Linked DNA regions of Mus musculus: all the other regions are linked to region 5. A link is a loop called in an ENCODE intact Hi-C map of the cell type or tissue named here. Cell type or tissue: left cerebral cortex. All regions are shown on one strand. Region 1 overlaps AI115009 (expressed sequence AI115009). Region 2 overlaps Zzz3 (zinc finger, ZZ domain containing 3). Region 3 holds the start of Ak5 (adenylate kinase 5). Region 4 overlaps Ak5 (adenylate kinase 5). Region 5 holds the start of Zzz3 (zinc finger, ZZ domain containing 3). Region 6 overlaps Pigk (phosphatidylinositol glycan anchor biosynthesis, class K).

The links. Peaks named below come from ENCODE experiments on the same cell type or tissue, not always from the same donor. Only the 100,000 strongest peaks of a DNase experiment are listed, where the experiment ranks them.
Region 1: a loop joins it to region 5, with 2.3 times the contacts of the local background. A loop is called at or near these places in 3 of 42 quality-filtered maps.
Region 2: it touches region 5 in a loop (2.4-fold over the local background); 19 of 42 quality-filtered maps call a loop at or near these places.
Region 3: a loop joins it to region 5, with 3 times the contacts of the local background. A loop is called at or near these places in 3 of 42 quality-filtered maps.
Region 4: a loop joins it to region 5, with 5 times the contacts of the local background. A loop is called at or near these places in 19 of 42 quality-filtered maps.
Region 6: it touches region 5 in a loop (8-fold over the local background); 19 of 42 quality-filtered maps call a loop at or near these places.

The regions. Positions count from the first base shown.
Region 1 is chr3:152,670,973-152,675,972 of GRCm38, forward strand. The region is part of intron 1 of AI115009 (expressed sequence AI115009); the gene reads left to right. Among named protein-coding and RNA genes, the nearest start is that of Ak5, 5.1 kb to the left of the region's middle. In left cerebral cortex, no CTCF peak of the experiment used is centred here; a DNase peak (open chromatin) is centred at 2,733.
Region 2 is chr3:152,459,508-152,464,507 of GRCm38, forward strand. It overlaps Zzz3 (zinc finger, ZZ domain containing 3), which reads left to right. Exons shown (of 14, transcript NM_001080755.2): 14 at 1-3,319. It overlaps Ak5 (adenylate kinase 5), which reads right to left. Exons shown (of 14, transcript NM_001081277.2): 14 at 3,308-4,509. The coding sequence ends at 4,441. Among named protein-coding and RNA genes, the nearest start is that of 3110067G11Rik, 28 kb to the right of the region's middle. In left cerebral cortex, no CTCF peak of the experiment used is centred here; DNase peaks (open chromatin) are centred at 2,461 and 2,825; H3K27ac peaks cover 250 bases.
Region 3 is chr3:152,664,173-152,669,172 of GRCm38, forward strand. Ak5 (adenylate kinase 5) reads right to left here and starts at 4,188. Exons shown (of 14, transcript NM_001081277.2): 1 at 3,628-4,188. The coding sequence starts at 3,687. AI115009 (expressed sequence AI115009) reads left to right here and starts at 2,741. Exons shown (of 4, transcript NR_040386.1): 1 at 2,741-3,660. In left cerebral cortex, no CTCF peak of the experiment used is centred here; DNase peaks (open chromatin) are centred at 1,969, 2,150, 2,981, 3,557 and 2 more places; H3K4me3 peaks cover 2,138 bases; H3K27ac peaks cover 1,184 bases.
Region 4 is chr3:152,475,253-152,480,252 of GRCm38, forward strand. Ak5 (adenylate kinase 5) reads right to left here. Exons shown (of 14, transcript NM_001081277.2): 12 at 3,089-3,205. Among named protein-coding and RNA genes, the nearest start is that of 3110067G11Rik, 12 kb to the right of the region's middle. In left cerebral cortex, a CTCF peak has its summit at 2,651 (motif pointing left); a DNase peak (open chromatin) is centred at 2,696; H3K4me3 peaks cover 1,129 bases; H3K27ac peaks cover 540 bases.
Region 5 is chr3:152,393,871-152,398,870 of GRCm38, forward strand. It overlaps Zzz3 (zinc finger, ZZ domain containing 3), which reads left to right and starts at 2,133. Exons shown (of 14, transcript NM_001080755.2): 1 at 2,133-2,268. In left cerebral cortex, a CTCF peak has its summit at 2,030 (motif pointing right); DNase peaks (open chromatin) are centred at 2,101, 2,544, 2,737 and 3,229; H3K4me3 peaks cover 2,625 bases; H3K27ac peaks cover 2,417 bases.
Region 6 is chr3:152,747,024-152,752,023 of GRCm38, forward strand. Pigk (phosphatidylinositol glycan anchor biosynthesis, class K) reads left to right here. Exons shown (of 11, transcript NM_025662.5): 9 at 578-750. Among named protein-coding and RNA genes, the nearest start is that of Gm40181, 6.6 kb to the right of the region's middle. In left cerebral cortex, a CTCF peak has its summit at 2,781 (motif pointing left); a DNase peak (open chromatin) is centred at 2,761.

The DNA of each region.
Region 1 (5,000 bases), 280 kb after region 5:
GCAAGAACACATCAGATAGCGGCAGGTGTGGTGGGAAAAAATCAAAGCTGACTCTATAGATTTGAAGCACGGGCACCAGTCCAGACCTCTCCTAAGGAAGGGGCAGAGGAAGTGGAAGTAAAGATAATCACAAGACGATGATGAGGACTTTCAAAGGACCAGGGATGTTGGAGGAGGAAGGCGCTTTGAAAGGGATTGCTCTCTGAGTCACCCATAAGGAGCCAGTTTCTGCTGACACACAGACCTTGTCTCTGCAAAGGGCTAAGCCTGCTGGGCTTGCTCAAGTGGCTAAAATGGGGGACCACTTGCCCATCCACACAAAGAAGGCTTGAGGACTTTGTTTGCACTCTTCTAGACTCTAGACCAGTGGTTCTTAACTTTCCTAATGCTACCACCCTTTAATACAGTTCTACATGGTGTAGTGACCCCAACCATAAAAATACTTTTGTTCCCATTTCATAACTGTAATTTTGCTATCATTATACATTATAATGTAAATATCTGTGTTTTCTGATGGTCTTAGGCAACCCCTGTGAAAAGGTCTTTCTGACCCCCAAATGGGTCATGACCCATAGGTTGAGAACCACTAGTCTAGACAGCTAACACATGCCTACACTCAGCCCCATCAGTGACCATGGCAGGCATGTCTGTCATCCATCATCTAACTATTGCCAGTTTAGCATGGAAGACTTTAGCAGTAATGCAGAAAACATCGTCACAGAGGACAAGGTTTGCTAGGAGAGGTGGGGGGGGGGCACGGAGAAGAGAGGGAGGAGAATAATAGAGGGCAATGGACGGTATGATCATTTGTAAAAGAATAGAGACTCTCTATTGATAATACTTAAAGGAATGAAAAGGAAACGTTTCTCATGCTGAAGTTGACCCCTCTCCCTCATGGTAGCTGAACAGAGGCAATGGTAGGGACTAGTCTAGTTGACGGTACTTGTATAATGACAACTTTGGACTGTAATGTGCAACAATGTATTGTTTGTTATGTGTCCTCATGTGCTGAGAACCTCACAAAGTATACAGTGTTACATATGTGTCTATATGTCATAGTAACTTTTAAAACAACCAGTAATTATTTCCACCATGCTAATGAACTCACCAAGAATCAGAGAGCCTAATTCGGAGTTGCACAATGGCAAGCATCAGTTTGGTTACAGTCTGGTGCCATGCAACCCTTCCCTTACACACCAGCAGCACAATGCTCTGCAAGTCGACAAAGGTCTGCAACAATTTCCTTTTGCCTTTATCACTGCCTCTCCTTTTCCTACCCCTACCCAGTGTGTGTGTGTGTGTGTGTGTGTGTGTGTGTGTGTATATACTTGGGTGTGCACGAACAGTTATGTGGAGGCTAGAAATTGACTTCAGGTCTCTTCCTTGCTCACTACTCACCTTATTTTCTGAGACAGCATTGCTCACCAAACCTAGAGCTCATTGTCTGGTTAGACAGGTAGACCAGAAAGCCCCAGGATCCTCCAGTCTCTGCCTCTCTAACCCTGGAATTGCAGGCACAGGCCACCCTTCATGGCTGGCTCCTCCCCACCCCCCAGCCCCACCCTCTGTAGGCACTGGGGATTGAACTCAGAACCTCATGCTTGCATGGCAAGCATTTCCCGCTAAACTCTCCCCATCCCCACTACGGCTGTTCTCTAAGGGACTTTCCATTGCTCACTTCTGTTTTTCAGTAGATATTATTTTGTATTGGAGTCACAATCACAAGCATTATAGCAGCAAACTTACACTGGGGGTTTCCAACTGTTTAATGCTCTTTTCTGCTCGAAAGGTTGTGTAGGAAGGATACCATCTCTAATCATTAAATATCTGCGTGCTGAATTTCTCATGTGTAGTGCTGAAAATATGTCTTCTAATCTATTTCCTTCACTAACTCATAACCCATTGGATCATTTAAGTCTGTGAGAAGTTTGGAAGCTTTTTATCCCCTAGAAAAAGCACTAAACAGGAAGACCTACTTCCACACTTTTGCATACACTGTTTTGATAAGTAAGCTCCTGGTTAGCAAGCAGTCTCTCTACAGGGTGTCTTTAATTTTTGTGGTCATTGAGATGTATGTGTTCATTTCTTAAATTTGGGATGAACGCAGGACTATGTAATAGTGTGTGACACTCTTCAGCCAAAGAGAAATTTCACTATGTTCTCTTTCTTCCCTACACAGACTGGACACTTACATTCTATATTTCAAAGATCACCAGGAATTCTCAGGTTAGGGTTTAAAAGACTGGAACGTCTCATGGTGTCTGAAAGAATTAAGAAAAATAATTTTAGTCTGGCACCAAAAAAAAGCTATGGTCCTGAGGACCTTACCTAACGACTTCATCAACAGACTGTCAAAGAGCAGCACATTCCTTGATCTAACATTTATGAATAACTATGTTTCCAACCCATATTTGGAGATAGAAATACAAAGGGCAAGACCCAAGGAGCTCAGTGTCCAGTAGAAAGAGAGCAATGTGTATCAGCTAGGTTTAGATGAATTTTATAGTTCAGCGATGGCGTATGCGTGAGGAGGATTTTACAGTGCGGTAAAGAGCAAGCATCACATAAACTTACACAAAAGGCACGGAACAGAAACCAACAGACTTTGCTTCCACTTTTTACCATCCTCAATAAACACTCTGTGTTTTCCCTGCTGTCCCCTCCAGCTTCTCACCAAGACAGGCAGCTCTTTACAGACCTCACCATGGCCGTTCTTACATGTTCACACTGTCACATCATTTCAGATGGCTTTTCAGTCACTGAAAGGCTTGAAGCAACATTCCCATCTTCTCTCAAGGATGCACACTTTGGTTGATCCTACTATTTTGCTACGCTAAGCAATTCTGGTACAAACTCCATGCATATTTTTTCACATTTTAAATTATTCCTTAGTATAAACTTCCCAAAGTGGGATTGCTAGATGAAATGGAAAAATCATTTTGTGGTTCTTACTTAACTTTCCAGAAGGGTCGATCTATTTATAGCACCATAAGCCATGCTTGGAGTAGATGAGAGATCTAGTTTTATTGCGCTTTCTCTAATAAGGAATTCTATTTTCATCATTCATTTTAACCAAAATGGATAAAGATTGCACATTAGGGCAATTGCACCTTTGTTCCCATCTCCTTTGTTGGGCCTTGTCTTCTGGTGTTAGAATATTTTCATCTCTGATTTCCTTTTGTTGTTGTTGTTGTTGTTGTTGTTGTTTTGAGACAGGGTTTCTCTGTACAGCCCTGGCTGTCCTGGAACTCACTTTGTAGACCAGGCTGGCCTCGAACTCAGAAATCCGCCTGTCTCTGTATCCCAAGTGCTGGGATTAAAGGCGTGTGCCACCACCGCCCGGGCTCCGCTTTCCTTTTACTGTCTGCTTTGCACTGATTTCTTGTGATGACACTCCCATTTATGACTGGATTATAGTATTTATTAAATTGTTTCCTAAATTGTGTTTTTTTAATAGTCGACATCTTTTGAAAGGAAGTTATCTTTGTGTGGGTCACAACACAGTGTAGCAACTTATACATGGAGATGTTGGCAAGCGAAGCACTGCGCACATTGCCTCCTTTGTCAGCACATAACTTAAACAGGCACTGTTTCTCCCTTTGGGACGAGAAGACAATGCATCTGAGTCTCAGATCGCATGAGTACAGAGAGATTAAACAGTACAACAAATGTGCTTCCGATCTAACTGTAAACAGTGCAGGCACACAGCTTCTAGAAGAGCGTGAAGGAGAAAATGTCTGTTACTGAGATGTAGGGTAAAGGTTTTAAGTGGGTTGTTGGCATTGTTAGAAGTAGAAATAAAATAACGGTAGTAACACGGGTAAGAACTTCTGCTCTTCAAAAGATAAAGAAATAAATAAAGAAAGTGAAGACACACCCAACCTAGAGGGAAGTGTGCTGTCAACAAGCAAAGACACACCAGACAGGGAGGGAGGTGTGTACTGTCAGCAAACGAGACAGTGAAGACACACCCACCTGACCCAGAGGGAGGTAACCAGAGTAACAAGGAGTAACAGGGATGGGTAAGAAGTTCTGTTCATCAGAAGACACAATGAAGAAATTGAAGTCACAGCGGACCGAGAGGGAGGTGTGCTGTCAATACAGACAGCCAATAAAGGAGTCATGCATAAATGACTTCTACAAATCAATAAAGAAAAAGACAAGCCATTGTAAAACTGATCAAAGACACAAAGGATCACTTTATTATTAATATAGAAAAAATATGATGGCTAGCTTTTATTGCTAAACTGATATAACCAAGTAACACCTTCGAAAAGTCTCAGGGAATGATTGTCTTCATTGGTCTCCTCTGAGGGTGTCTGTGAGAGGATTGTATTAATTAAGGTAATCAATGTGGGGGGATCCAGTTCGCTGTGGGTGGCACTATTACCATGGTAGGTTTGTGTGGATATAATATCTAGAGATGCAGTAGTTTATAAGGACAAAATCGAGCTTCATAAGCCACTGTTTAACAGTGAGAAATTGAGACAAGCACATATGTCTTTATTCACTGCTTTCTGCTCTTAATTATGGCTGTGAGGCGACTACTCAGTGATGTGCCTGCCTTGACTTCCCCAGGATGGTGTACTGTAAGGTGGAATTGGGACTTGACATAAACAGCTTTCTTCTCTGAGTTACTTTTTTGTCAGGGTGTTTTATCACAGTCACTAAAAGTGGGACAAAATGCAAACTAATATCACAAGATGACACCAGTGTATACCCACTGGAATGCTTACATTGGAACAAAATAAAAGAGGCAATTATCAGCTAGTGGGCCTGTGGAGCTGTGAGAGTCTACTGTGCTTTGGGGAGAAGGTAAATTCATGCAACCACTCATTATACAGTAGATCCTTTATAGAAGCATTGTCTGAAACAGCCCAAAGCTGGAAACTACAGGAGCAGTCCCCAATAGCACACACTGTATGTTACTCACAAAATGCGGTCCCCCAAGCACTGAGGATCACTGCTCTCCAAGTAATTGTCGATGGATGAAGCTCACA
Region 2 (5,000 bases), 66 kb after region 5:
ATTTTGATTTTTTTTCAACAAGTGATAAAAGTAGAATTTATTATTTAAAAGTCTGTTTTTCATCTGTATTTGCTTTCTGTTCTTTATAAAGGGTGAAGATGTATTGTGTTAGTGTTCTCATGTAGCGTGCTGAAACACTGCACAGTAAGGGTGCTGACTAATGTCCAGATGTGGAACCTAAATAGAAGTCAAAATATTATTCTAGTACTTTTTCTTAATAAAATTAAGTACCTATGTGTTGAAACAGGTGGTTTCCAAAAGTTATCAAAAAAAAAAGATAGTATATATCCTATGGTAGATTGAGTATTAATACTAGTCTAGCTTTTAAAATTGTTTTTTTTTTTCCTGTTTTTAAATTCAGGGAACATTATTTACTAATTTTTTTCAATACTCAGCAAGGTATTAAAATCTACCCTGAATTTTTTTAATTAAGAAAAATACAGAATTTTAAATATAGAAAAGAGAAATTTAAATAATATATTGATTATGTATCACTGGTCATATTGATACAGTCTATTGTACTCAGAAAAGTTGACAGGTTTTTATCTCTGAGCTATTAGTGAAGGAGAGGCAGTTGAACGATGTGTCTCTACACTAAATCCTCAGTGCACATGCCGAAGGGCTTCCGTCCATCTGCAATATGCAGGACAGTTGCCCCTGTCTGTATAGAAATAGTACCAGATAGTTGTTCAGATCCATCCAGAAGTCCCATAGAGGTGAAGTACAATGTGGAAGGGTATGAGCGGTACGGTTGTAACGTCATCAGGAGCGAACAAGCCTACTTGAATGCATTTTAAAGCTGAGATAGTAATGTGGATTTTTCCTGTTTGAAGAGAAAATGTCTTTATTTGGATTTTTCAGCTCTAAGCACACTGTCCCCATGGCTTGCTGGGAATGATTCCTGGTGTTGTATTTGAGGGTTGCACAAGTAGGCAGGTTGTTCTTTGCAAGAAGACTCTCACTGTCTCTTCCAAGGCTGCTGACAGTGGGACTTGAGAAGCTGTGTCTTCAGATCTCTTAGTAGCACAGATTTGTGGTATGTGATGCTCAAGCTGTTTGCTATAATTGGAGGAACATTTAATAACGGCGGAAGTGATTGCTCTGAGGTTAGGGAGAGGAGTTTCCTTTAACGTGAGGCACCAATAGTAATTAATTGCTGATTTAGCACCTACTGTGCACAAAGCAAGCATGTGGCAACTCATTGGATTCTCAACCAACGAAGCAGGTTCATTTATTACCCTGTTTTCATGGGAGATCTATCCAGAAAGAAATTAAATGACTCACTCAGGGTCATATTGGTAGAGAGGTGATAAGACTTTAACCAAGATGGATCATTTTGTCACACTTGGTTTCCCAAGCGTTTTCCATGCCTTTGTTCTCATGCAATGCTAGAGTACAAACCTGAGCCATGTCCATGTTTGTAATACAAGAGAGAGGCTCGTATGTGGCTGGAAAGTGCCAGTGTATCCCACCATTGTGACTCCTGCGAGCACACATGGAGAACCTCTCCATGGCCTCTCGGTAACCTGATCCCATGGAAGTCCTTGACTTCCCCCCCTCCCCCCCAGTTCCATTAAATCACAGAGCACAGCTACTGAGATGGTAGGAAGGGATTTTAAAGGGTGACAGAAAATGGCACACCACTGTAATAGGTAATTTCCCTTAAACAGCTCTGTGAGATATGCTGTATAAGCTTTCTTACTCTGGATAGCCAGGGTTAAAACCCACTAGTCTTTGTGCACTGGAGGAAACCGGTAGTTTCCAGTGCATTGTCCTCTTTACCTCTAGAGTCAAAGAGGAAAGGTTACTGCCCAGCTTCAAGGGTTTATGTGTCTGTTAAATGGATTGATTTCTGAGAATTGTGTCGTGTTTTGCCTCATGAGAACAGTTCACGTCTGTGTCTCTATTCTCTGACTTTTTTTAACGAATTCTCTATATTTGTTGGTTATGTGACCCAGTATTCTGGTAAGTTACACTCTTTCTTGTTTAGAGAGGACTGGGGTCCAGTAGGTCACTAGGTGCTAGTGACTCTACAGGTGGTCCTGTGACATGCCCTGGAGGACAGCCTTTGCACCCAGCTTTACATGTAGGGTGTGATTAGCCAATCAGATCATGTATTGTGGGTATGACTCTGTCATGCTTGCTGTGACATTTTGGGTCTTATTTCCAGTTGGGGAAGTTAAGTCCCCTTGATTGAGTTCCAGGAACTAGTTACTGACCTGAAGCCTTCCCAATCGTATCTGTGACGAAAGCGAAGGCACTGAGAATGAAAACAGAAGTGACAGATGTGAGGACTCCAGTAAGACGAAAGCCAGGCTTTGTGGAGCTTGGAAACAACCGTGTGCAAATAAACCATGTGAAAGAAAATGCTATTTGAAGAAAAGTAGTGCCGTGGAGCTCTGTTGCTTTAGATTGAATGGCTAAGCAACCGTCACTGGCAGTTGTGGGAGGTAGCAGTGTGGGTCAGCTTTCGAGAGGACTCAAGAGCTCTGACGCCATTGGTAAGGACCTGGAGCCAGGGACCACCTAGGTTTCCCTGGGCAGCTTTGAAGACAGGCAGTGTGTGTGTGTGTGTGTGTGTGTGTGTGTGTGTGTGTGTCATGCATCAACTAGGGGGCGGGACGAGGCAGCACAGCCTTGAATGCAGGAGTTTACACTTGTGTTCTGAGGTTGTCTGCACACATAACCTTTTGCTAGGCAGAAACCGCTACAGTCCATTCATATTTTAAAGTGTAACTTTATGATGTCACTTGGAGCCATTCATGTGGGCGTTGTGTGTCTTAGCTGTTCTGTAGAAAACTGACTTGCATTCCCGGGTACTGATTCCTGCTGAAGTTTTCCAGGCTGCTTGCCTGCATGTCTGCTGCCTCGTCCAGAGCTGTGGGTGCAGAGCTGCCAGTGTGTGCTGTGTGTTGGGTTGTCATCCTCTAGTACCACTTTCCATTCTTGCTCTAATGTCCGTGCTCCCTGTCGGTTACCTTTGGGGCAGTGTACGCATTTCACAGCCATGTGAGTGGGGGCGTGATGTGCCCTTTCTGGTAACAGAGGCCTAATTGTAACCAAAGAACTTAATTTCTTGTCTAGCACACACTAACATTTCTGTTTAGGAAACAGTGGGAGGGAAAAAGAAATATGAAAATGACCATGTATCATGAATACATTAACAACTTCTCTGTAATAGCTCAAATCTGGTCTGTGGCCAAATCATATAAGTGGATCATAATTTTAACCTATATACTGTGTTTGTTTCTGTTTGGAATGAAAGCTTTCATATGCTTTCCAGAATGATGTGAGTTACAAATAAATAGAGAAAGAATCATCCTGGCTTCCATTTATTTCATTTGTACATAAATGTTTTGAGGAAAAAAAATGATTTTAAAAATACAGTTGTGTCCTGGAACCATACCAGTGTTTGCTCACTCATTGAGGAAAGAGTCATGCAAACCAAACTGAATGTGGTGGTGACCGAGTGCAAGATGCAGGGGTTTCAGAAGACACAAGCAACTCTGCACAAAACACCCACGCTTCACGCTGGGATGCATTTACTCACGGAGCAGGCCCTTGACACAGGCACAACACAGGCGCTGCCGGACACCGTGTTCTAGGCGTGCCCTCCCTGGCATCGGTTGAGAGATTGTTCCTTCCTTTTTATTTGGCAGTATGTCAGGGAGTAATTGTCTCAGATCAAAACTACAAGTTGGTTTTGTCCAGTGAGTGAAGTAACATCATCTCTCATTCTTTTAAATGATCTCTGGTCTCTGGTACTAAAGTACATAATTGCTGAGCCGAACTGCCATGTGGAGAGGAGCGGCTTGTAGGCTTGGCCAGAGTTGTTAGCATCTATGACACTGTTCAAAATAGCTAGTGTCCCAGAGTGGGTGGGACTGATTGTCTGGGCTTTGCTCTCTAAGAGAAGCTGATCAATGCCATTTTGAAATATTTCTGTCAGGTTCCACTGGCTTGGTACCTTGTATCCCATAGGACATTTAAAAGGCCCACTAGGGCTCCGGGCCCTCTCATGGATGGGAACTGAGGAAGCAGCCAGTACCAGATGAGGTGTCCAAGCCTGTCCCCATGCTAACAACCCACATCAGGGAGGAACAAATAAGCCCATGAGAAGGAGGAAGCTGTGATGGAGAAATAGGGATATGCTGTCCCTGTGTGGTGGATCAGACTGCAGCCGGCCCTGAGGCAGGGCTGGAACAGGCAGATCCCACACTGCTCTTTTCATCCAAAGACGAGTGCCAGAGTGGGGACAATTGCCAGCACGAGAGAAAGGTGGACAGTCCGAAGTGTACCATGCATGATTTCCAGAACCTCTCAGGAGATGAGCTGGGAAGGACACAGCCAGCGAGAATGGGTGGGGATGGGGACAAAGCGAAAGGTGTTACGGGTGAATTCCATGTATTTCTGTTTCCACTTAGTTGTGCATTTTCTCCTTCAGAAAACAGAGTCAATAGCTGTGCAGAGCTGAAGAAAAACTTGCTCTGGTGTTCCCTCTGCATTTACCTGTACTTGAAAGGAAAAGAGTTATTAACCTTCTGACTTGCTTTTAAATATGATCATTTTTAAAAAATAAACAAGGTTACCTGCTTCTGCCCACTAATAGTGACCACTCCCCAGACCCACCGACTAGAGTGAAAAATGATTGCTTAAAAGGCAGGTCCCCATGTGGTTGCACATGCCTTTACACAGAGCACTCAGGAAGCAGGGGAGAGTGGGTCTCAGTGGGTTGAAGACCAGCCTGGCCAGGCAAGGCTACACGACGAGACCCTGTCTTCAAACTAAATAAAATGTATAGCACTATATTAAAATGAGAGAGCGTCACTACACATTTATTAAGATGGCCCAACCCCCAAGGCTGACGTCATCAAAGGGCTAGGATGTGAAACAACCAGAACTCTTCATTGCTGACAAAACTAAAAAACTGGCACAGCCACTTGGAAGGCATTGCGGTTCCTTCAAACACCCCTCCAGCAGCTTTGTTCCACACTGTTAAT
Region 3 (5,000 bases), 270 kb after region 5:
AGAGAAATGAGAACTGTTAACCACACAGGCTTTGGTCTTCAGTGGAAGAAACTGACAGCTGTTCACCAGAAGGTTGGAGTGGATGCTGTTTGATCTGGTGATCTTTTGCTAGTCTTTGATGCTAACCTGCACCAGAATCTCCTAGAATCCTGAGCATTGTCTCTCAGTCAATAGAATCTATCCTTGGGCTTATCATAAACCCTTCCCCATAGGGCCTGAGCACTGCTTGTCAGTCAACAGAACACATTCTATATGTAAAGGTCACAGGTGCTTTGCTAAGGAGATGCACTTTGTAAAGGCGTTTGGGTGTGGCCATGCCTAAAGCTTTGCTGGGACAACTGTCATGAGAAAACTTTTCTTTAAGTTTTATTGTGTTTAAATATGTAAAAAATAAAGCATTTGGTGTCAGGCTCCAGAAGTTTCAATCAGCGCTGGCTAAATCAAGTGAACCCGAGTTTCTCTAATCCTATCTCTTTTGGCCCATGTTCCTGCCAGTCACAGTATTTGCAGGGACCCCTCAAGTGCCTGGTGTGTGTAACTCACGGAGACTAGCACACACTAGTTCCCACAAATTCTACATCTTTGAAAATGTCCACTCCTGGAACCTGGTCTGAAGTGCAAAGAATATTTTCCTTTAGAATGTTTCATGGAAAAAGCAAACATTATTCTCATCTATACATTACTCTCACCTATACATTACTCTCACCTATACATTACTCTCACCTATACATTACTCTCACCTATACATTACTCTCACCTATACATTACTAATGCATAAGGCACACAACCTTCCGAAGGTTGACAAACCCTACCACAGCTTTTAATTTTTAAATCAGTTCCATTTCCCCCCAAGGGCAGGCAGTTCCCAGCAGGTGCCTTTGTTTTCGGGAACCCTGAGTGGAATGGGTTTGGGTTTGTGGTTCCATCAGATGAGTTCAGCTGCTGAGGAGGCAGAGGAAGTGTCATGCGATTTCTGTGCGGCAGGTTAGCTTCCCACGCTCCCGTTACTCTGTGGGCCAGAACCGACTGCATCGACACACGGGGTCTTGTGGCTCTCCCATGAGCCCTTGTGTACACTCAAGCCTGTGGGCATCCCTGCCTCTAGGTTTGGGTCAGCAGATCGTGTTTCAGAGTTATCAGTGGATTTCTTAAGCATACTTACTCAGATGGTCTTAGGTTCAGGACTCCGAGCCAGCTTCTCATAAAACCTTCTTTGTATATTTTATAAAAACATGGAATGGGGTAAATCAAAATACCAGATTCTCTCAACCCCATATATAACCCAGCCACAATATTAATACTTAAAATCCAGGCCTGTTAATTTTGTCTTTTCCTAAAGGCTTAAGTTGGGTGGGTATACGCAAGGCAAGTTTTCCAACTGGGAGACAGACATTTCAAGTTTTCCTAAACAAAACTAGCTCCCCAAAGGGCACTGATTCTTAAATCGGTAACAGTGAGCTTCAGTCTTTCACTGGTAACTTAAGTCCTTTTTCCTAAGTGCCAGCAGCAGCCCAGGACTGAATATAGGTAGTCTACTGGTGCTATTGCTTAGTCTCTGAGTTAACCCTCTGAATATGTAAATAATCTAGTTAGACTTTTGATAGCATTCAACTAATTGCCAACCTCTGATCTAAGGTCAGAGACCAATAGTTATATTACAAAGGCGAATTAGGAACACAGCAGAACCAGCTGCAAACGTTCTGTTGTGTTTTGTTTTTAATTTATTTTTAAAGCGGGAGTACTTTTCAACCACAAACCTAGCAGATACTCTGTACCACCCAAAGAGATCTGAAAAGTTCCATTATATTCTAGGCTTTGGTGGTGATACATTGCATCAGCCACCTGTTACTGTGATCTGTAATGGCATGTACTATCTATCTGCAACCATCTGGGGTTTTGGAAGGCACCTGGTTAAACTTAGAACAGTGTGGATTCTGGCACAGAAAATCCATTTTAGAAATCTGAGGTGTTGGATTTTTGTGGTCTGTACTCGTCACATGGACAATCAGGTCCTGCTTCCCTCTAAGCTGTGCAGTGAATCGGTCTCACTGTTCAAATGGAACCTAGAAGTCTCTATAGTCTTCTCCAGCTCTTTGCTGTCCTGAACTGAGTCTCAGTATACAGCGTTTAGTGCCTCTCAGGTAAGCAAGCTGACGTCCTTTTGAGTGTGTGCAGTATTTGGGGACATTCCATTCATATGCAGAAAAGCCAACGGGAAGCTTGAAGCCTAAGCAGCTACCTACCAGGGCTCATTAGCACACTCCATACAGAGTTCTGTGAGCAGACCACCCTGGCTCCCTGTACATTACCTGGCACCACGGAAGAGAAATGTCAGGAGACTCCGCCAGGCGTGTATCTATCATTCTTTTAGAAGCATAGAAATAAAATCGGTTTTGGTCTTAACATTTATAATTTAAAAAAATATTTCAGCTCTTCATTTCCACATTTACAAAAACAGCAAAAAAAGCTGTCCAAGCACTGTAATTATGGTATCCTGGGTTAAATAAACATAGTTTGGGGGTATTGCAAAAATTATTGTCTTAAGCACTGCACTTTCCTTCTAACAGAAAAAAATCCCCTAAACAGGAAAAAGAACAATGTGTGGCCTTTGGTTTATAATATTACTCTTCCATTTCCTTCAGAATTGGAGGCCAAAATTTTTAAGGCTCATCCTATGAGGCTTGGATTGGTGCCGTCCTTTTTTTTTTTTTTAATTTTTATTTTGTTTTATAACCTAAGCAAAAGCGCTTCGGATTTAGGGTGTTTTAAGACGGAATGTGGAGAGAATAATAGGAAGCAGGACTTCTCTCTGGGAAGCAGGTACCTTTAGCTCATTCCTCAAGCCTCCTTCCTCACATTCCTATCCCCTGTCCCTGGTGCGGATGCTGGATGCTGCTGCTAAGCCCAGCAGAGGCCAGCAACAGGAGTCACGCCTGTCTGGCCGCTCCCAGTCGAACCCAGTCTGTGTAGGTGGGCGCGAGGGCTGGCGCTGGAGGCTGGGAGGACCTTTCAAGCAACCAGCAAACGCGCTCGGGAGTTCATTGACTGGCCGCTTAGAGCTTCAGGGACCCAGGAGATAGCGCTGCACTGGATCGGCTGGGCTGTGTGTATATATGCGTGTGTGGGTTTTTTTTCTCCCTCTCCATCTTCATCCTTCTCCTCAAGCCGTCCCCCCCGGGAGAGTCGCTTCGTCCACGCTTTCCCTCCCCTGCAAGGGGTCCCAACGCTTGGCGCCTGGAATGTTTAGGACTCTGGAACCTTCAGTTTCCTGTCCTGCCTCCGTGTGGGCGACACTGGTCTCACCTGGCTTGACCCTCAGTCCCAGAGAGTGCTGCCAGGCCACGATCTGCTGTCCATTCTGGGTGCCCATCTCGGAGGGATACTCTGGGGACAGCCTGCATCCAGTACCCAGCTTGAAGAGGGAAACTTGATCCCAAGATACGGGTTTCGAAGCCTGCATTTGAAAAGGACCCGAGCGACCCGAGCGCACAAGGCGACTTGTCTGGGGCGAAGGGAACGGCGAGCCTCTGTGAGCGCCTTCATTAGGGACCCTACACCGGAAGGTGCAGCCGGGCACTGGCCCTCGGGACATTCGCTGGGGATCCTTTGGCCACCCCAGCCTCTTACCTCGAAAAGCTGAGGAATGTCCCTCCGGGCCAGGTACTCCTTGGCGTCGTTGGTGTTCATGGCTGTACGGCGCGCGTGCAGTGGGGAGCAGGAGGGGAAGCTCCCGAGGTTGGGGCTGGCGGGGCGCAGCCCTCACTTGGATGCGCTCAGGCCGGGGTCCCCTCAGCGACTCCCGGGCAGCTGTGCAGTCCGCGCTCCCGTCGCCCCCGCGTCCGCGCCGGTCCCCGCGCCAGCCAGCAGCGAGCAGCAGCGGCTTCCCGGGCGCAGGCAGCGCGAGCGCCAGGGGAGGGGCGCGGAGGAGGACCACGCGGCCGACGCCACCAGCCGCCGCCTCCCGGCTCTGCGCGCTCGGCCCGCGCCTCCGGAGCTCGCTGCGGCGGCCGCCAGTCACGCTGCGCGGGCGGGCGCGGGGCGCGGGGGTGGGGACGCGCGGGCTGCAGTCACTCCCCAGCCCGCAACGCAGCCAGGGCAGCCAGGGCACCAAGGAGCCAAGAACCGGGCGATTGGAGCTGGATACAGTTTTGCTTCTACACACACACACACACACACAAACACACACACACACACACACACACACACACACACACCAGACACACACACCAGACACACACACCAGACACCCCCCCACACACACACTATACAGACACACCATACACACTATAGACAGACACTCCCCCCCCCACAAACTTACCACAGACAGACACTCCCACACACACCACAGACGATAGACAGACAGACAGACACCACTTATCATGAGCTCCTCCAGGAGCTCTTCCAGGGGGGAAAAACCCAAGTCAGAGAATTCATATATTCTTAAGTTAATGGCCTTTCAGTGATAGGGAGTTGGAAGTAGGGAAAGAGGAAGGATTCTGTTGGGTCTTTTAACACTGGAGTACCCAGCCCTTAAGAAAAGTTGGAGCAACTTAAACATTTGAGTAGAAGGCCTGAAATCCTTAGCGTAAGATTTAGTGAGCAGTCAAAGAATCTTTTCTGCTGGGAGGAGCTGAAGGAGGAAGAGAGGACTGAGTGGTGGAGAGCTGGGGTCTGCTTTAAACTGCAAAGTGGTCACTGGCCCAAGGGCCATCAGAACGCCCTAACAGGAGACGGCTGGTGAGGTGTACTGGTGCCTACCCAGTTACAGACCAAGGTGCACCCATCCTCCCCACAGCTACCAAGATGACTCATTTCCCACAGATGTCTTTTCACTGCTCTTTGAGAGATGCTCTGGGTCTCCAGGGAATATGATCTCTAACTGCCTGCAAGGGCCCACTCTGGAGAGGGTATGTGGAAGAAAGGAGGCAAAAGCTACATACAGACTCCTGGCATCTGGGGTCTGGTAGAAACCAGCACTCTAAATGCTTCAAATTAAAAAC
Region 4 (5,000 bases), 81 kb after region 5:
CTGAATCACTTAATATGGTTTTTCTTAAAAAGTGAATTTTTTTGAGAAATTTATACTGTGTTTTGATCATATAGTAACATTTAATCCCTAAATTTAAGAAGATTTCATTTTTGTTTTTGTGTATGCCACATGTGCTCTGGATGCTCTCAGAGGCCAGAAGGGGGTGTCAGATATCCTGGAGCTGTAGTTACAAGGGGTTGTGCGCTGTCTGGTGTAAGTGCTAGTAACTGAACTGTGGCCTCTGGAAGGAGAGTGAGCCCTCTTAACCCTTGAGCCATCTCTCCAGCCTCCTAAACCTCCCCCTGCCCCAAGTCAAGGTTTCTCTGTGTAGCCCTGGCTGTTCTGGAACTAATGCTGTAGATCAGGCTGGCCTCAGTCTCAGAGATCCTCCTGCCCATGCCTCCTGAGTGCTGGGATTAGAGGTGTGGGCCACCATACCTGGACTCCCCTCCCCCCCTCCAGCCCGGTAATATTTGAGGAAATAGCTTTTTCATGGCACTTATGTCAAGAGTCTTCCTCTGTGGGCACGGTCTTTGTTCAATTTAAATTTGAGGCAAGCAACCACTTTGGAAGCTTCATGTGTGGTTCCTGCTTGCCTGCTCAGTTGGCATTGGGATCCCCTGAAGTTACACTGCTAGCAGTTTATAAAAGACTGACTTTGCAAACATACAGACATCTCACTTGAAGGCCACTGGGTCAGTAGTGACATGGGGAGCTGAAACTATCCAGCCACCAGTTAGACACTTCCAGCTAGTGAGGACCGATGGGGCCTCAGACCACATCTGAACCCTGACTCAGGGAATTCTGATAGTAACCACTGAGCCACACTGCCCAGGTTCTGGGCAGAGGAGAAAGGCATGATGGGTCAGGAATGTTGGAGAGTTGTGTGGAAGGTGAGGGAAGCGCCTTGTGCATGCTCCTCTGCAGCAGACTGTAAGCTCACCAGCATGGAAAGACAGACAGACAGGGGCACCAAACCTTTTGACACTGTGACGTAATGTCTGTAGCAGTCCTGGGATGTGTGTGGCCAGTGGGCTGTTGGTTGGATCCCCAGGAGTGCCTCCCATGGCTTAACATGGTTTGTAACTCCATGGGCATCCATGCTGGGATCTGCCATCAGATCTAGCTTTAAAAGCTACAAAACGGGGACTTTTGGGATAGCATTGGAAATGTAATTGAAGAAAATACATAATAAAAAAAATAAAAAATAAATAAAAAAAAATAAAAGCTACAAAATGAAGTTTGAATTATGGAGAACTTCATAATGAAGAACTCGGATTATGGTTTTATTATTGCTTTTCCTTAGCGAGGGGCTGGAATAAGAGACACCTGTATTTACAATCCATTGTGTTCTTGACTGCATGGGAGACTCAGAAAACTCTACATCTCTCAGTGAACATTCTAAAAAAGACCTCTATACCCCGAACATCTAAGCTGGGGCGTGGCCTGCACTGCTGTTCCTCTGTCCTCAGCAAAGGTGGCTGTGACATCCTCTGCAGGGGTATGCATCACTCAGAAGCCAGTTACAGTCATCTGCTTGCATGTCTGCTTGTTTCTGCTATTGTTTGCACTTATACACAGATCTGTCACAAGGCTTCCCCCCTCCCCCCCATCTACCTTCTTGCACGTCCATCTTTGCTGACTGGATCATGAAGCGTTTTTTTTTTTTTTTTTGACTAATTAAGAAATATATATATTTTTAATTTTATGTAGCATGTGTATGTGTGTGCCTGTTTGCTTATATGATGAGCACCATGTACGTGTGCCTGGTGCCCACAGAGTCCAGAGGGGGAGTTGGGTACCTGGTATCTAGAGTTCCTGGAAGTTGTGAGGCACCCTGTGGGTTCTGGGAACCAAATTCAGGTCCTCTTTGAAAGCAGCTATTGTTCTTAACCACTGAGCCATCTCTCTAGACCCCTTGGCTCTAGTTAAAGTGGGGGCTAGGCAACGGAGGAACTCCTGAGGGGAGCTTGATGAAGCAAACTCAAGGGTAGATGAAACCCAAGGTTTTATCGCCTTCATCCCTGTGGCCTTGCTAGAAGGTGATGGAACTGGGTGACCCCAAAAGCTGTGTGGTTGGGGCGAGGGTACAGCAAACTTCTGCAAGCGCCTATATTAGGTATCCTGCACAGAGAGGTGCAACCGTGCACTTGCTTGGCCCTCCAAACCCCAGGAATGGCATTCCTCTTACTCTATTCACTGAAAAGGTCACTCCACTTTTTAAAAACATCAACTCAAAGAATTCAGATGAAAATACTGCAGAATAAAACAGTAGCCACGCACACCTGACTTTCTTGGAGGTTTGGTGTCAGTCTTAGTGTAACAAATATGGTCACTTGCCTAGACTTGGAGAGTTGCAGGCAAGGTATACAGTATGTACCATAGGGCCTGGCCCAAGCAGGTCACCGTCTGGCAGCTGCAGTAGTGGGTAGTTACTGGTTCTTGTGACAGCTGGTAGCCCTGAGCCACTAAGGAGGGCACAAAGTCGGGGATGGCACAGTGTTATGGAGGGTGGCAAGCATTCTGGATCCTGTCCTCGCAGCATCTCTCCCCTCTTCTGTGCCTATGTAACTCTATTCCCTGCCCAGGGGCCACTGCCCTTCTCTCTCAGGCTGTGTGGCTCTGGTGGTGTGCCGCCTGCCCCCTACTGGCTCCTGTAGGCTGGGTCTATTAGCAGAGTCCTTGTTAAAGTGAAGGAAGCAGCAGTGGGTCTTTTGTGGGGCACTCTGCCACCCCAAGGCAGACTTAGTTTTCTGCGAGGTCATTGAAATGAGAGGAGAGAAGCCTGGAGCAGGAAGAGAAATGAGCAACACAGAGAGGAACAGGCAGAGGTGGAGAGAACCAAAGAGGCACCGGCGGCTCCGCTCCCCACACCCGGCCGAGCCCGACTGCTGCTGCTTCCTCGCTAGACCGGTCATTCCTGCCCTAGTTTTGTATTTCGTCTTCGGAAAAAAAAAGAGTTTACGTTTCCGCTTTTGGTAACGCCAAGATCTGGACAGTGTTACTGGGTAAGAGGCGGCTTTGCGTGTACCCCCTAAGCTGAGTGCTGTCCTTGTGCCCCGATTGGGCACTGCTAACATCAGCTCACCCTTCGTCCAAACTCTTCCCCTTGCTTCACTTCCCGGGGGTAGCCGTCAATCAGGAAGCCCTTGGTGTTGCCCAGGCTGGCCACCATGGCCTCCTTCAGCAGCTCCAGAACGACACCCTACAGCAGAGAGAGTGGTCAGTATGGGGCCTAGCGGCACCCCCAAATCACAATAAATGTGACTCCTCAGACATTCTTCTGGGAGGGGAGGATGTGGCAAGATTAATAGCAGATCTCTTGGACTAACCTGCCTCCCCCCGCCCCCCCATGTCTGCAGTGAGTCTTTCAGTCTTTCAGGTCTTTCAGTCAGTACTGGGTTCCACCGGGAGGGTTTTCCTTTCTGGTCTGTCCTTTCTGCTGTTATCTCACTAGAAAGACTTCAGCATCTTACACCCCATGAGACATGTTCCACGTGTCTTGTTCCACACAGTAGCAGCTGATGGACCAGGCATCGTGGCAGGTTAGGAGCAAATGAAACGCTGCTGGCGGCGTTCTCCCAGTAAACATTATGCAAAACTTGACATGTGCTAACTTGAGAAAACTTTTAGACCAGAGAACTATTTTCTACCAACACGATTTTGCCTTTAAAAAGATTGATTAAACAAGTGTGCAAGGTAAGGAAAGAACAGTGCAGTGTGGGGAGGGGCCTTGGGAGGAGTGTGAGGAAAAGAGACCTCCTTCCCTAGGGGAGGGGCCTGTGGGCGGGGTGGGAGGAGACCTCCTTCTCTAGGGGAGGGGCCTGTGGGCGGGGTGGGAGGAGACCTCCTTCTCTAGGGGAGGGGCCTGTGGGCGGGGTGGGAGGAGACCTCCTTCTCTAGGGGAGGGGCCTGTGGGCGGGGTGGGAGGAGACCTCCTTCCCTAGGGGTGGGGCCTGTGGGCGGGGTGGGAGGAGACCTCCTTCTCTAGTGTTTGGCAGGAGCCTGGGGAACGCAGAAGTCGCAGGCATGGCCAGAACCCTTCCTTAAAGAATTGTGAATTAACTCTCCATCTAATTCACAGTCTAATGAGGAAGGCAGACAATGATAAACGAATATACTCTAGCTAAGGATAGCAGGCACGGCAGAGCAGGACAAAGGGCCAGAGTAGGGGGGGGGTTGCTGTTTTCTAGAGGGGAGGGGGCTCCGTTAAGTTGTGACTAGGCAGAGCTCTGTAGGAGGCAGAAAGGTCAACTAGAAATGGGCGATGGAGAGGACTCAGGCTAAAGAGCCAGCAAATGGATGGACCTGGAGGGCATCATCCTGAGTGAGGTAACCCAATCACAAAAGAACTCACACAGTATGTACTCACTGATAAGTGGATATTAGCCCAGAAACTTAGAATACCCAAGATATAAGATACAATTTGCTAAACACATGAAACTCAAGAAGAACGAAGACCAAAGTGTGGACACTTTGCCCCTTCTTAGAATTGGGAACAAAACACCCATGGAAGGAGTCACAGAGACACAGTTTGGAGCTGAGACAAAAGGATGGACCATGTAGAGACTGCCATATCCAGGGATCCACCCCATAATCAGCATCCAAACGCTGACACCATTGCATACACTAGCAAGATTTTATCGAAAGGACCCAGATATAGCTGTCTCTTGTGAGGCTATGCTGGGGCCTAGCAAACACAGAAGTAGATGCTCACAGTCAGCTATTGGATGGATCACAGGGCCCCCAATGGAGGAGCTAGAGAAAATACCCAAGGAGTTAAAGGGATCTGCAACCCTATAGGTGGAACAACAATATGAACTAACCAGTACCCCAGAGCTCATGTCTCTAGCTGCATATGTATCAGTAGATGGCCTAGTTGGCCATCAGTGGAAAGAGAGGCCCCTTGGTCTTGCAAACTTTATATGCCTCAGTATAGGGGAACGCCAGGGCCAAGAAGTGGGAGTGGGTGGGTGGGGGAGTGGGTGGGGGATCGGGTG
Region 5 (5,000 bases):
CCTTGTTACAGGTCTAAAAGCAATGGAGTCAGTTGACCATGGGCTAAAACTTGAGCAAAATAAATCTGTCCCTTGCTTTTCTTATTTTGTTATAAGGATCAAAGCTAACAACCACAATGCTTTTTATCACTGAGATATATATACTTCAACGCTAACATTCCTTCTAAGAGACTTATTCAAGTGTTTTTCAACCTGTGAGTAGGAGTGCTTATAGCTCAGTGGAGTGTTCTCTCTTAACTCTTTCTCTTCAAAACTTCATGTGACTCAGGCTGGCCTCAAACTTGCTTCGTAGCCTATAATTCCAGTACTGTGAGGCAGAGGCAGGAAATGAAGAGTTCTAGGATGTATACACACACACACACACACACACACACACACACACGGATGGAGGGAAGGGCAGGGAGAGTATTGTAGATCAGCCTTGACTATAGAAGCTTGCCTCAGCGAAAACAAGCTTCAAATCGCAATGCCTGTTTTGCCAACAAATGTTAGCAAGGCCATGGGTTGGGTTTCTCTCTTATGTTTACATATTAGTGCCGGGTGGTGGTGGTGCACGCCTTTACTCCCAGCACTCGGGAGGCAGAGGCAGGCAGATTTTTGATTTTGAGGCCAGCCTGGTCTACAAAGTGAGTTCCAGGCCAGCATGGGCTACACAGAGAAACCCTCTCTCGAAAAACCAACAAAACAAAACGTTTGCGTATTAGTGCGGTGGTACCATTCCCACGGAAGAGAAAGGGAAAGTAAACCTGTGGGGACCTTTATCGTTACAACCATCGTTCTCTTGGAAACGGATGACAGTCCAATAATGGCGCGCGCGTGCGTGCGTGCGTGCGTGCGTGCGTGCGTGTGTGTGTGTGTGTGTGTGTGTGTGTGTGGCTAGACAATGCTCCCAGCAGCAGATAAATTCTGACCATCCCAATAGTAGCTAGCCTATGCAGGTAGCATATTGCCTGGCTGGGAAATCGTGTTATTTTTATATCTCTGCCTATTGCAAGTCCAACACAGTTCAATAAAAACCATGGGAGGGTGTGCTGTGGTGAGGCCTTATAGACCCCACTACTAGGAAAATTAAGGCAATGGAGAGCAGTGTCTCTAAGACACAAGATGGCAGGTGTGATAGTCAGTATAACTATAATTGGTATTCTTTATTTTGGAGCAGATATTACTCTGAGTTGAATTGGAGACAACCAAATACAAGTCCACTTCTATGATCTAATAACTTACGAGCAATTGAAAAGAAACCACACTTACCCACTTCCTTGGAAAAACAAAACTGCTCCAGCTAAGGAAAACAAAGAAAGGCACTGAAGCCATACTGCACAGTTGCGAAGAGCCCCAGTTAATGGATTCTACCAGTGGACTTGGTATTTTTTGGAACACAATCTAATAGCCAAAGGGTTGCATGAGCGTCCCCACAGCTCAGAAGTGGTGGCCTATGGTGCTATCAACCCAGAGGAAATACTTATCCCTGTAACTGAAGGCGGGCATTACTTTGCTGCACTGCTAATACTGTATATTTGAAAGGGCGGTGTTATGGATTGAACTCAGAGCTTCACGTAGTTCCGGTAAGCACACGCTGAGCTACATAAATAACCAGTTTTCACTATGGGTTGAGCCATACTTGGTGCTGGACACAACTGTGGGCAAAAGCTAAGAGAAAAGACGCCCTGCCTTTAAAGAGACTTCATTCTTGGCGGGTAGTGCTGTTTAAAGGTACGGAAAATAAAAGCGGTGGAGAAGGTGTACTCTGGTGGGACTGCCGACGAGTCGCGGTGGAGCTGGGGAAGAGTCCTGCCCTAGGGAGGGAGGTGAGCAAAGGCTGGAGAGGTGGGCGCCTGCGTACTGAGCGGGCGGCGGCTGGCGCGGCAGTCCGGGGCGTCGTGCGGAAAGCGCCGCGGGGCCAGGCAAGGTCGGGACGCGGGCGGGGAGCCTCTCCGGGAAGGTAGAGCGGATCACAGCACGCAGCGGGCTGGGCCGGTGAATCCTCCCGCCCGCCGGCCGGCCGGGTCGGGATCGCTGCAGCGGCCGCGGCCACCAGTAGGTGGCGCGCCGAGCGCCCGGCTCCCAGCGTCTCAGAGCCGAGGAAGGAGGGGACCGGAAGGAGCCGCCGCTGCTGCGGGAAGTGGAGGAGCGGGAGGCGGGGACCCACCTGGAAGCGCCGCGGCGCCGCTGTGGCGCTTCCTGCGGCGGAGGGCGCTGGAGCCAGTGCGGCGGCCGACGGCGGCCACGCGGGCGGCGCCTCCCGGAGCGGCCCGCCCCACGCGAGAGGTAAGCGGGATCCCCGGGGCGCGTGGCGGGGCCGGCGCAGGGGCGGGAGCGGAGCGCGGAGGGAAAGGCGCGCGCGGGGCCGGAGCCCTTCAGAGCGAGCGAGCGCCGGGAGGGGGTGGCCGAGGCGGCGGCGGCGGCGGCGCCCCCACGTGGGCCGGGCGCGCGCGTTCGCGGCTGAGGGGGCGGGGAGGCCTGCGGAGGCGCCGGGCGCGCGCGCGGGGCTCACGTGACGGCCACGTGACCGGAGGCCAGGCCGGCTGAGGGCTAGCGCGGTCCTCCGTGGCGTCCGGAGGGCGGCAGAGGGCTGAGTTTGGCGTCCCGCCTTTCCTTCTCCCCTCAGACGACTCAGAGGAGGAATCCAGGGCGGGGAAGGCTTGCCTCTCCTCCCGTTTGCCCGCGGCCTCCCAGTGCGAGGACGAACCACACGTTCAAAGTCCCGAAGTAGTGATTAGCTTCCCCCACGCCGCCATGTTGGCTCCAGCGCACGCCCGCCCGCGAGATGCCAGCGGGTCGGTATCGCGAGATCTCCGGACTCTCGCGGGACCTGGTTGGCAGAGCGGTTGCGCTGGATGGCGGAGCCCCGGGTTCTCGGGGCCCTGGGACCAGTAACTCTTTTCCTGCAGGCAAGTTGTCGGGGAGGGGCCGGGGCGCGCGCCCGGGCGCCGGGAGCCTTCGTGCGCGCGCCTCGCCGTCGCCTGCGGCGGTGCAGAGCGGCTGTCGCGCGCCGCGCTCCTCCCGCCCCCGGGCGCCCGCCACCTGCGGAGACCTCCCCGCCGGCCGCTGCCCGGCGCTCGCTCGCCGGCCCGGAGGCCGCTGCCAGCCCGCCCCGCCCGCCGCCGCCCCCTCTGCCCAGTTACCCTCTCTGCAGACAGCTCCACTTTCCTGTCGCCTGTGGCTGCAGAATCTTCCCCCAGTCTCCCAACAGAACGCATAGCATCTCTCGTGTCCGGGCGTCATTTAGCCACCCACTTGTCTATTGGGAAGTTCTCCTCGTCACCCTGGCTGCTGACAGTAACTTTTGGCAGTGTTTGGGAGGCCCCCTCACCCCTGACAGTACCCGAGGTCAGAATACAATCCTTGTTCTGTACATGCTGATAAACTCACGTCGGTAGGGATTGGGGCTACCATTTTTGGTATTCTGGGGTGCCGGTTTTGTTTTGCAGAAAATAGTAGTGGGTTTGTTTTAACGAAAAATCCCGCTACTTCTTAAATTTGAGGTCGGTCATAAGTGTCTTCATGAGTCAATCACTTTTTTCTACTTAGAACAGCCACTCACAAGTCAGTTTACCATATTTGTTTTCATTTCTTTGTATTCAAAAGTATGGAAGCTACACAATCGGGAAACTAGATAGATAATTCATTCATAGTTATCCTGTCCGCCCCACCCCTCGCTCTGAGACAGGCATACTATCTGTATCCCCGGATACTCTAAAACTGACTAGGTGGGCCCGGATTCATGGCATTTGTTATCACAGCCAGCACATACCATTTTAAATTTTTTATCATTTACTTATTATGTGCCTGTGTATCTTGGATATTGTATGTGCTCAGCTCTCTGGAAGCCAGAAGAGGGTGTCTGATCCCCAGGATCAGTATTACAGGACTTTCTAAACTGTTCAGAGTAAGGGGTCTGAACTTTGGACCGCAAGACAGAGCAGCAAGCACTCTTAACCACTGTCTGTCTCTTTGAAACTACAAAAGTGTACTTACTACCTACAGAAAGGGAGAGTAAAATGCTCTTTATTCTGTTTTACAAACTTCTCAGTTTTCTACCCTGAACCTGATCATTTTGTGGTCCGTGCTTTGTCCTAAGTTGTCAGGGCTAAGTTGGAGGGCTGATTTGGTAATAAACTTTCATAGCATTTACAAGCAGCAAATTATCCACTAGATAAAATTATATAGTGTTAGATCTGTTGTCAGGACTCAAGTGTAGATAACTTGGTGAAAGTATCTAATAGCTCCAATAATAGAGCTTTTGTTTGTTTTTGCAGTGGAAATGTTCTAGGGTGCTGGTAGCTTTGCACACAGAAAGTTCTTTTAAAACAAAGATTTAAGGAAACATCAGCTTTATAATTTTTAATGCTTATGTAAGTACCAATTATGCATTCTAAACCAAAAACATGCCTATGGATGTTAGTTCTTTTAAAATTTTGACCCTGAGTTTTAAAAAGATGCTTATTTTATGTGTATGTGCCCTAGTGTTGTGGTCAAGGAGGCCTTGAGGGTCAGAAAAGGATTGTCAACAGTCCCTGGAGTTACAGGCGGTGGTTGTGCGCTGCTATGTGGGTGCTTGGAACCAGAGGATCAGCAGCAAGTGCTCTTAGCTGCTGAGGTGTCTCTTCTAGCCCCTCAGAGTAGTAGTTTAATCCAATCACTAGAACGATAGACACCAGTAGTTAATACAAACATCTGCTTACATTAGGAGCACTAAGTGTCATTTTTGTCATTACTCCTCTGAAAAAACATAGCAGTGGTAGAATTCTATTTAAAAATTCAAAAAGCCAGGCAATGTAGCTCATGCTGCGCTGGAACTTAGTTCCTCTAGTCCTCTAGACTTGAGAGGCAGCCGGCAGTCACCATTTCTCTCTTTACTAGACAGGGTGCAGTAAAAAGTAATTGTACATGACTCCAGTGGTCTTTTCTCTTAGCAGCCCTGGCTGTCCTGGAACTCACTCTGTAGACCAGGCTGGCCTCGAACTCAGAAATCTGCCTGCCTCTGCCTCCCGAGTGCT
Region 6 (5,000 bases), 350 kb after region 5:
AAAGTCTGCACCTCAGGTCCTCTTTAGGCAGGGACCGTGTGAACTTTAAGTAAACACTCCTGCTTTTCACAGTGAGTGAGAATATTCTGTCCTTGGAATTCACTAGTGTCCAATGTCACAGGAAAAGTAACACAGACTTTACTGTGACATCTGTGACTTTGGTTCATTTTCACCATGGTTAAAGTGGTTAAACTGAGTCAGTTGGCATATAGTGAGGCACATAGTTTCATTGAAACAGCAAGAGGTGTGCTGTGGGTCACATTGACCTTCCTGGAGTCCCACGGGGCTTTTTTACATATTGGACTACTGTGGCGCAGTTTACCTGACTGTCAAGTTAGAGTCAAACCTTAGACGAGTCTGGCCAGGTTCCTCATATCATACTTCTCATGTCTGTGGCTTCCTTAGAATGTCAGGTACCACAGTAGAACCGAAATGCTAGTCTTTAGAGCCAGTACCTTATCTTTAGGTTAGCAGACTTTAAAATTCCTCTAGTCTAGTGCATTGTTTTACTGGATTTAAGAGCTGCGTGTATGTGTGCTTGTCACTATTATACTGTTGTTGTTGTTGCTATTTTCAGTTTCAAGTGTGTCCCAAAAGTCTCTGTGTGTCGACCCCTGGACATCGCACTGACCTTTTCCAGCGAGATCCAAAAAATGTCCTGATCACCGATTTCTTCGGAAGTGTGCGCAAGGTGGAAATCACAACAGAGAAGATCAGTTTGCAGTGGGATTCACAAGTCGTGGACAGCAGGTATCATCGTAGTTATTATTTGGATAGAATTTTTAGAGCAGGTTCTAAGGGCTGAGGATGGTGTTGGTAAGTAGTTGTGTTTCTCCACCGTCTTCACACGCCACAGGCTTTTCAGTTCATGGACAGAAGCTGTAAATGTGGCTGGGACTGCGGTCACGATTGGATTTTGATGTACTAAGGAGTCTTGAGCTCTCCACAACAGTCTGCCATTCAACCCTGTTTTGCTGTTGGGACTTGGTAATTGGTTAGAGCTGGCAGGAGAGGCGAGGTCACTGTGTAGGGCAGTGGTATGCTTGTGCATTTGTGAGAGAGACTGAGGGAAATTGGCGGAAGATGGGGGTTTGAAACATTTATAATGCTTTTTTTTTTTTTTTGTAATTACTTTTGAAAGGAAAAAAAAAGCCTCATTGAGATTAAATAGTGGTTCAGTTACCAGGTACTTCTGTGGGAGCTATAGCAGTGCATTTCTAGCATGTATCTCTAGCACTGCCTGAAACCTGGGCTGCTCAAACTCCAGAACACCTTTCTGGATCACCCGTGGCAGCGTGCATGATGGGATGGATATATAGTTGCAGTACTGAATTAAGAGAAGTAAATTAAAATGCCAGGAAGGATTTCCCTGTGAAGGCTTCGGTGGCAGGATCACATTTCTTGTTTTACAATTCAAAGCCTTATTTTATTTGTTCTTTCCTTTTCCTTTCCTTTCTTTTCTCTTCTTTTCCAATTTCCTATGGCTGTCGGCCTATAAAACTATGAAGGCAGCAGATAAGAGCAATAGAAATTTGAATTTCATTTCATTTTTAAAACAATAGCTTCATATCTTAAGCTGTTGCCCGTGTGTGGGATATGTTCTCTAGCTGGGCTGCCTTGTCTGGCCTCAGTGGGAGATGATGCGCCTCGCCTCACAGAGACTTGATGTGACCCAGGGAGGCCCCACCCACTCAGAGGAGAAGGGAAGGAGGTGGGGAGGATTGTGGGAGGGGGTGACTAAGAGGGGTTCAATGAGCAGGATGTAAAGTGAATATATAAAACAGTAAAAAGCCATCCAGAGACTGCCCCACCCGGGTATCCATCCCATAATGAGCCACCAAATGCAGACACTATTGCATATGCCAGCAAGATTTTGCTGAAAGGACCCTGATATAGCTGTCTCTTGTGAGGCTATGCCAGTGCCTGGCAAATACAGAAGTGGATGCTCACAGTCATCTATTGGATGGAACACGAGACCCCCAATGAAGGAGTTAGAGAAAGTACCCAAGGAGCTGAAGGGGTCTGCAACCCTATAGGTGGCACAACAATATGAACAAACCAGTACCCCAGAGCTCTTGACTCTAGCTGCATATGTATCAAAAGATGACCTAGTCGGCCATCACTGGGAAGAGAGGCCCCTAGGTCTTATAAACTATGTGCCTCAGTACAGGGGAATGCCAGGGCCAGGAAGTGGGAGTGGGTGGGTAGGGGAGCAGGGCAGGGGGAGGGTAACAGGGAACTTTCGGGATAGCATTTGAAATGTAAATAAAGAAAATATCTAAAAAAAAAGCAGTAAAAAATAGAAAAGGAAAAGGAGGCCGACCCAGCAGCTTCAACATTACCCTTGTAAAAGTTGCCAGCCTGTGCTGTAGGACGTTAGTAACCTGGACTAGGATTCAGGACGTTTAGCCTTAATCTCCTATCAGACTCGCTTTATAAGTTCCCTTGACTTTAAGCCTTAAAGGCCGTTTGCTCCCCTTTAGCCACCTGAACATGGATTTACTGTTTATTAGAGACAAGGGCGTTGTTAGATTTTAGCTCTTATCTCAGAGGAGACTGAGCTGTGTGTATCATGAGGAGGCTGAGGAGGCTGTAGTGACCTTGGAGTAAGTGCTGCTATACACTCTGGAAGAATGGGGCTCTGATGCTTCAGTTTTCTTTATGTATTTGTTTGAAAGCAAAATTCTTAGTGCTGACAATTGTCTCAGTTTATATTTGAGAATAAAATTAAGTTTTACAGCTGCATACTAAGGTCTGTTGTCTTAGAGCGCCCTCTAGTGCTTGCAAATAAATTTTATTTAGGATCTTGTCATTTACCTGGTGATATTATTATAATTTTGTGCACTGGTGTTCCACTAACTGTTTAAAGGTTCATGTAGGAAGACTGCACCCAAGAGTTAGATATTCTGTGCAATATGCTGAGATCGCTCTCAGAAGCATTGCTGTCTCCTTCATTCAGTTATCATGAGAATTTCATTTCTGTCTTGCTCTAGGCACTTTTACAGGCATTATCTCATGTGTGCAGCTGCTGTTCACATGCAGATATGAATCACAGTTTATGTAGAGGAAAGTTTATCTACCAAGAAGCAGAAATCACAAAAACACATTTTGTGACGGTAGTTGTGGATTCAGTGTTATTGTTTCAGATCTTAGACCAGCAGTATTAATACAGTGTTACTAAAAATACTAGTTACATCTTTTAAAATACATTCTCACACAATGGACACAATGCAGTATATTGGTTTGGATTGGCTGTTTTATATTTTTGTGCAGTGACTTAGCACTTAGTATCTTAGTCACATAGAATGAAATCATTAGTATGTAACTCTAACTGAAGCAGCTCTAGGAAGCAGAGTTCTCATGTGTGTCCTGGGACTTAGGCATGCTGAGGTGACCTCATGGAGCCACAGGGAACAGAAGAGGACAGACGGCTCCTTGACTCGGTTAATTCCTCCCGACAATTAATTATGTTTTATACCTCTTGTGCTATTATTTTATTAGTGAAATTCATGTATGTTGACCCTAGCTATAGTTTTTCATTAAAAAGATACATTAAAGTTGAGCAGTGGTGGCACGTTCCATCAATCCCAACATTCAGGAGGCAGAGACAGGCAGATTTCTGAGTTTAAGGCCACATTGGTGTACAGAGTGGGTTCCAGGACAGCCAGAGCTCTACACAGAAGCCCTGTCTTGAAAAAACAAAAACAAACAAAACAAAACAACAAAAGATACATTGTATGAAACCTTCAAAGAATAAAAATATTTTTAAATAAAGGATAATTTCTTTAATAGAATGCCTTTTAATGTGCATTTCAGTACTCTGACAAATATATACAACTGAGCAACCATTTCAATCTGTCATGCTAAGGACTTTGTGTGCTCAGATGCCCTGACTGTTTCCTGGGTCCAGGGTTTGCCTTCTGTAGACCAGCATGTACGTGGAGCATGGGCTGTAGCGCTCTGTGAATGTGACCTCTGTCTCTTGTGTAGTACGTGTGCATTGGTGTTGATGTCTCAGCAGCACCTTATGCCTCAGAAGTAGACTTTGGCTGCTTAGCCTACAAATTGTCCCTTCACTAACGGAGGCCATTTCCCCCCATCGCAGATTTTGGGAATCATTTAAAATAAAATGCAATGAGTATTTGCACACAAACGTTAACATTTCTTTTATGTGAGTAAATATCTGAGTGTGGAAGTGCAGGCTCAGAGCCTTGTGAGCTGTTTCCCCGAGTGGCCGTCCCTTTGTAGTACCAGATGCTCGCTCCTCATCCCCACTTGCTCACTCAGAGTGTCCCTAGGCATTCTGGGAGTAAGAGCTCATGGCAGCTTTCGTGTGCAGTTCAGTAACTAAAGATGCTGCCTGTAGTCTTACTCACTGGCCATTCATACTCGTAAAGGAGCTTTTGAAGGCTTTTGCTCATTTTCAAAACATTGATTTGTTTTCTCATTAAATGATGGCAGGTCACTGTATGTTCTGGATACAAGTTCTTCAGATACGTGAATCCCAAATTATTTTCTTCAGCCTTTGGTTCCCCTTCCATTTTAGAGGCTCACTGCTGGTTGGTCAACTTGCTCCGTGTTTAGTGTCCTCTGGAAGTCATTCTTTGCTTCACCTGAAGTCTCAGAGGCTTCTAGATGTTTATGGTTTCAGGTTTTATGGTTGAATGGCTGCTCTACTTTCAGTTAATTTTGGAGTATGCTGCTGGGCCGTGGTTGAGTATGGTGTGAGGTTGGGAGTTCATTTTGCCCAAGTCAGCTTGTTAGTTTTCTAAAGAAAGCCCACTGGGATTTTGATTGAGATTGGCTTGACTCTGTTAGTTTGGGGACTATGGCTAGTGACATTGGTTTGTATAATCTGTGAACATAACCCGGCAGTTATTTGATTAGTTACCTTTGGCGTGTTGGTTTACAGTATTTTTCTAATCCCTTTCTGGGGGATCATATTGACTTTGCCAATGCAGTGCTGAACAGAGCCCCATCAGAAACTCCAGCAGATGTCT